Regions from separate parts of the Homo sapiens genome. Here region 1 is linked to region 2. Evidence: chromatin contacts called from ENCODE Hi-C or POLR2A ChIA-PET data. All regions are on one chromosome and are shown on one strand. The core of a region is the stretch at or near the end of the contact, and the rest is flanking DNA. Distances in the headings are between cores, read along the strand shown.

Region 1 (3,191 bases), core at 556-3,055, 38 kb after region 2:
TGGACACAATCTTTAAGATGCCGAGAGGACTACAGGGCATGATTGCCACCATACTATATGCAGCAACATCATGACTTCATTCCTGTCCTAGCCCAGATGAGAACCTGATCCAACTCCATAAACGGAACACCAACAGGGAAATCTGTAACCTTAAAAAAACGGCATCTTCCAGTGGTAGAAAGAGCCTAAAGGTCTGAGACAGGCAGTATAGGAAGGCCATGTCCTAGGGTGTAGGGAGAGGTCATCTTAGATATCAGTGTTGAGAAAGACCAGAATGAGGATGGGGACAATCAGCAATGGCCACCCAGGAAAAATAACAGTGGAATTTGCATGGGGGAAGGGATGGTGGGAGCAATGCAAAGATTGGCATGTGGCAGCAGAGAGCAACTTGCAATCTGCTGCAGCAGCAGAGGTGAGTGCCTATGAAGAGCAGTTATCTCTGTAGGAATAATGGTTGTGTAGACTAGAACCAGCTATGACTTTTCATGAGCTTGACAATGGCAGTGCGATGGAGGTCAGCTTTAGAGTGGGGAGAAGTTGGGGACCCTGGAAGTGAGGCTTGAAGCCACTCTGGACAGGGGTATGTTTACAGTAGCTACCCAAGGAACTTGGGTAGAGGTAGAGAAGGCAGCATAAGGAGAGGGTTAACCTATAACTGGGACCTGGGACTTTGCTCTTCTGAACCACAAAGGCAACAATTAAATCTGACCATATACAGAATCATAGTGCTGCACGATGTTCGGAGTCAAGTAAAGAAATGAGAGTTGTTACTCGAAAACTGAAAAATGGAAAAGACTAAAAAGGTCTAGAGTGGATATGATAAATGAGAAACATGCCTATTAATTAAAAAATTGCTACACATCTAGTGTTATTCCCTGGAATAAGACCCTTTTGTCCAACCCCTGATTTGTTTGTCTGGTTGATTCTCACTGATTATTAGGGGACTTGACACTCCTCGACTTTTCCCAAAATTTCCCGAGGCAGACCTAATAAGGGTGTGTCATGAGTGTGATTGAATAAGACTTCTGAACTCCCATGAGACAACTTCCATTTTCTCTTCCTCTTTGACCTGCTCTTGTGAGTTAGACCTGCTAGAAGCCCCATGAAGGTCCCTCTGGAATCACTGAGGAAACTACCTCCCAACACTGGGGTGCTCCGTGGACTGATATTTTAGGGAAATGAGGCTACTTCGATGAAAAAGGGATCCTTGGAGCCTCTTTCATTCAGGGTCATTTGAAAGAAGCATGGCCTTATGCTCCCCAGATCTCCCAGAACTCAAGTATGGTATCTGCTTTCTCCATTTCTGCTTTTGGCCCCTCTCTCGGCATCCGATGAGGCTGGCCAGAAGTCCAGAACTTCAAGTCAGACATGGCGCCTCTTTTGCCATTCTGGCAATGCTTCCTTAATGCCAAACTCTGCTGTCTCATTTAACCATCTCCATCCTCCCCTATGTGACTAGTACCCCTAGTAGTCAACAGCCCCCTCTGTCATGTTCCTCGTGTTTCCCTTTGAAATTTCTACTCCATCTGTTTATTTGCTCTTCCCAGCAGGAAAACTGGAAATGGAAAAAGCTGATCTTATGCTTATGCTTAGGATTATGTCTAATGATATTTCTAGTGTTTGAAGGACAACAAAAAATAAAGATCAGGCTTCATTTTTCCAAAACCCTTCCATGTGTCTGCCCAAATCCTTATGCATTGTTTTAGAAATGTGATATATTTCTTTCTGACTCATTTACATTTACTGTTAGTCATCAAAAGGAGTCAGAAAAACTTTTGGAACCTCTCCCTATGAACCAGGAAGTTGCATTTCCCCTCCAGTCACAACCCCATAAAGCCTCAAGTTGCAAAGTAAACTTGCCAGGATGCTGGGCATTTGGCAAGATGCTTCTCTTTGTCATCAGAACCCTCAGCCCTGTGGAAGAAAGCAAGACAGCCTATGATACCAATAGTGAGCATAGTCCTAAAACAGCCGGAGACCATGAAAATGGACACAGGGATTCAGAAGAGAAAAATACAGGCCGGGTGTGGTGACTCACACCTGTAACCCCAACACTTTGGGAGTCCGAGGTGGGCAGATCACCTGAAGTCAGGAGTTCGAGACCAGCTTGGGCAACATGGTGAAACTCCATCTCTACTAAAAAATACAAAAATTAGCCAGGTATGGTGACGCATGCCTGTAATCCCAGCTACTTGGGAGGCCGAGGCATGAGAGTCACTTGCACCTGGGAGATGGAGGCTGCAATGAGCTGAAATTGCACCACTGCACCACGGCACTCCAGCCTGAGCAATAGAGTGAGACTTCATCTCAAAAAGGAAAAAAAAAAAAAAGAGAGAGAGAGAGAGAGAGAAATAAAATACATATTTGTATTTCCCATTCTCAATGGCACCAACAGGTCCTTCATCAGAGAGTGCAGTCCATGGTTCTATCCATGTTTATCCAGTCTCAGAGTACAGGGACGAGCCTATGGTCACACACCCCTCTAATGTAAGCCGCTCCCCATTCTACCAACAACCCCCACTTTCTATATTGCCCCTTCTTTGAATCGACCTCAGGGTCTAAGCCTTTTGGTCACTAAATTTAAAAGTCACATGAATACAAGTAGTATCAAAACTGAGCAGGAGGGAAAAATCTGATGTGGTAATACTGGAGTCTCCCAAACTCCCCAGATGAACCACATGGTTTTATTTTTCTTATTTCAAAAGAGGTGATGTTTCACACTACTACAGAAAAAAAAAATGGAACTTTGAACACTATTTCATAATCAGTATAGCTGATTGAATGTACTGACATGTTTCATGCTCTTTCTCATGTCTGATAGCCACACTCCTGTTTCCTCCCAATGTTGGAGATAATTCTTGAGACTTGGTAACAGAGCAGTAGCACGTAATTTGCTTTACCACTCAGTGCTTCAACCATCATAGGTAAAGAGTGTTCTTATCAACAAAACAGACACCATCCCTGGCATTCCATGCTGGCTTTCTCTGGTTTTAAATTAATTAAAGTCATTTTGTTTTTGTTCTTAATAAAAGGGAAAAGGATAAATGAGTAACAGCCAGTAGCCACATTAAATTGCTACCAGATGTTCTGCAGTTAGGCATAAAAGGTAAGCATCCTTTTACAATCAGGCAGCTTTCTTATATTAGAACAGTTCTGTTTCAGAAGAGAGCCAATGTTTTTGCTGACTTCTA
Region 2 (3,272 bases), core at 57-2,556:
TCTTCTTGGTATCTTCTCTTGGACCTTTTTTTCTTTTTTTTTTTTTTTGAGACAGAGTCTCTCTCTGTCATTCAGGCTGAAGTGCAGTGGTGCAATCTCTGCTCACTGCAACCTCCGCCTCCCAGGTTCAAGCGATTCTTATGCTTCAGCCTCCTGAGTAGCTAGGATTACAGGCATGTGCCACCATGCCCAGCTAATTCTTGTATTTTTAGTGGAGATGGGGCTTCACCATGTTGGCCAGTCTGCTCTCAAGCTCCTGGCCTCAAGTGATCCACCTGCCTCAGTCTTCCAAAGTGCTAGGATTACAGGTGTGAGCCACCATGCCTAGCCCTCTCTTAGACATAATTTTAAACGGGTAGATACCTAACATCCTGACAATGTGGGAACCTATGGTTTGGAGGCATATGGCCTTATCTGGCATCCAGAATTCCATCTAAAAGGTTACAGAAATGTTCCCAACCCAAGCCACTTTAGGCAACTGGGATACTGTGGTATGATTTAAGATTAAGTTTATGGCTTCTATTTATTTTTCCAACTAAAATTTCCGGTTGGCTAAAACAAAAATCTTATTCTTAATAGACCTCAGCTCGTTTAACGCATGTCAGAGTGCAGGCATCTTCCAGAGCTTAGATCAAAAAAGTTATTTAAAAGTAAACTAAGATTTTGATAAACGTACCATGGTTATACAGGATGCTAACATTAGGGGAAGTTGGGTGAACAGTACATGGAAACCTTCTATACTATCTTTGCAACTCTTATGTAAATCTAAAATTATTTCAAAATAAAAATGTTTTAAAAAGGTAAACTAAGAAATACTTCTTTGTCCTGGTAATTAAGCAGTTTAGCATCTCCTCCCATCAAAAACAGAAAATGAACTTTCTTTAAGAAGAAAAAAGTGAATCAGGAATGAAGTCACATATTTTATTGGCTGATGATTAAACTTCTAATATATTTTCAGAACCAGTTTAACAAAAGTGCGGTTGCTTTATATACACCTAAGACTGAAACAAAAACAAGTAAACTTTGTGTAGCTCTTGTCTGATTTACATGGTAAACATTTCTTGCTCGTACCCACTATTCACCATCCATATTTACAAGTGAGAAAAACGTTACCATCTCAAAGGCCACAGAAATGTTCCCAACCCAAGCCATGGGAGGGAATCCCACATCATTGAGGCAGGCAGCCCTTATTTTGTCCTGGAGAAGAGAGTCACTGTATTTGAGGATGATGTGTATGTTTTCTAAAGGAGCTTGCCTTCTGACTCCTTCAGAGTTGGAGCCACAGTGGGTAAACCTCTTCAGGCATTGCCCTGCTTCAAAGCAGACAGAAACGTAAACAGTGGCAGTACACCAGGATCGGGTTTCTTTGCTTTAGCTACCAAGAGTCAGGAAAGAGAAACCAGGTATTTATTTAGGTTTGTCATTATTGCTAGGTTTTCTTTTAATGATAAGGGTTTGAGAAAAGAAGTATCTGTTCAGAAACAAAGTATCACAGAGCCTCAATAGGATTACTTTTTCAACCACCCAGGGCCACGTGTTTTTTAAGTCAAATATAAAAACAATTTAACCCATTTTGTTCTTTGTAGTCCTTGCCTTCTAACAGGCATCTCCAACTCAGTTATTCTTAAAATATGATGCTAGATGAGACAAATAGTCTATTTAAGAGCAGATTCAAATAATCTGTATAGATGAGCATCTATGTTTTAATAACAGGGTCGAAAGAATTTCTCTCTCTACAGAGTGATTTCTCTGTCTCAAATAATTCAGTTTATGAAAGGAGTTAAGGATATGCTTTTTAACACCGGAAAAGGGTACTTAACATGATCAATATCTAGGATACAGCCAGCTAAAGCAGATTGACGTTACAAAATAAAATAAAGCCTTCTCCCTTTGAAGTCCGCTAAAGGAACAGCTTTCATGACTCAGAAAGATATCCTAGAGATCAAAAAAGCTCTGGAGAAAGAAAAAGAACTAGAAGACCTGGCTTCAAAATTTACCTCTAGTACTTCCCAGTTATGAGTTAGCTGCTATATTAATTAATTGCTTTATATAAATCATGTCATTTAATCTTCTCCACAATTCTATGAGTTGAAAGTTAATAACTACGTTTTCTGGATAAAAAACCTGAAGTTCAGAGAAGTTGAACAGCAACTCAGAAAAAACAGCTAGTGAGAGTGAAGTGAGGATCCAATTCTACCACCTGGATTGCTGTTAGGGTATTGTACATGAGTGTAAGGAAAGTATCCTACTACTAAGATTTTGACTTCCCAACCTCTGAGTTTGTCCTTTGAAAAAGCCCTGCAATGGTGTTCTTATTTACCAAATGGTCAGAGATTTTCTCAAGATATTGACTATAAGGAAAATGATAAACAACTTAATGAAATGGCACTATGAAAATAAAATAATCTAGGAACAAATATTATTTTATTTTCATAGTGCCATTTCATTAAATTGCAGCACTATTCACAATAGCAAAGACTTGGAACCAACCTAAAAGCCCATCAATGATAGACTGGATAAAGAAAATGTGGTACATATATGCCATGGAATACTATGCAGCCATAAAAAGGAAAGAGATCATGCCCTTTGAAGGGACATAGATGGAGCTGGAAGCCATTATCCTCAGCAAACTAACACAGGAACACAAAACCAAACACCACATGTTGTCACTTATAAGTGGGAGCTGAACGATGAGAACACATGGACACATGGGGGGAACAATACACACTGGGGCCTGTTGGAGGCTGGGAGTGGGAGGAAGGAGAGCTTCAGGAAGAGTAGCTAACGGATGCTAGGCTTATTACCTAAGTGATGGGCTGATCTGTGCAGCAAACCACCGTGGCACACGTTTACCTATGTAACAAACCTGCACATCCTGCACTTGTACCCCTGAACTTAAAATAGAAGTTGGGGGAAAAAAAAGAAAAAAGAAAATATTAGCTTGGTGCAAAAGAAATAATGGCAAAAACTGCAATTACTTTTTTTGCACTAACCTAATAAAGTGATCTTCAGAAAACAGTCTACTTTTTTAAAAGGCAAAAAACAGAGTGGTTTATATAATTGGAATAATTTTTACATCTCTTTTTGATACACACTTCTTATTTTCTAAAATTTTCACAAATCATCTTAAACATTAATGCTGTCACCAAATAAATTCTCACAAAGTAATAGAAAGCTCAGGAAATTAATATTTGAGAAGTAAATTTAGAGGCAAGGATAACTTAAACTGAGAAGCATTTATAATTTTCCATTTTGAGAAATACTCTGTAGCA

The links. Hi-C counts contacts between places; a loop is a spot of excess contacts on that map. ChIA-PET counts read pairs that join two places held with the same protein, here RNA polymerase II (POLR2A). Pooled maps may share reads with other maps.
Region 1: a map of PC-3 shows a loop between it and region 2 (2.4-fold over the local background). The contact joins two enhancer-like sites. A Hi-C loop is called at or near these places in 4 of 168 maps with a recorded cell type or tissue (GM12878, PC-3, endothelial cell of hepatic sinusoid and 1 more) and 2 of 50 pooled maps. POLR2A ChIA-PET finds 5 or more read pairs at or near these places in 2 of 52 experiments (Caco-2 and WTC11).

The regions. Positions count from the first base shown.
Region 1 is chr9:110,751,131-110,754,321 of GRCh38, forward strand. The region is part of intron 7 of MUSK (muscle associated receptor tyrosine kinase); the gene reads left to right. Among named protein-coding and RNA genes, the nearest start is that of MUSK, 84 kb to the left of the region's middle. RefSeq lists a silencer at 1,679-1,973. Within about 2 kb of position 1,806, at least 4 of the 41 ENCODE cell types and tissues checked have a DNase peak (open chromatin) inside an H3K27ac peak, as active enhancers do; they include PC-3, where a contact is called at or near this core.
Region 2 is chr9:110,713,230-110,716,501 of GRCh38, forward strand. All of the region lies in intron 5 of MUSK (muscle associated receptor tyrosine kinase), which reads left to right. Among named protein-coding and RNA genes, the nearest start is that of MUSK, 46 kb to the left of the region's middle. Within about 2 kb of position 1,307, at least 2 of the 41 ENCODE cell types and tissues checked have a DNase peak (open chromatin) inside an H3K27ac peak, as active enhancers do; they include PC-3, where a contact is called at or near this core.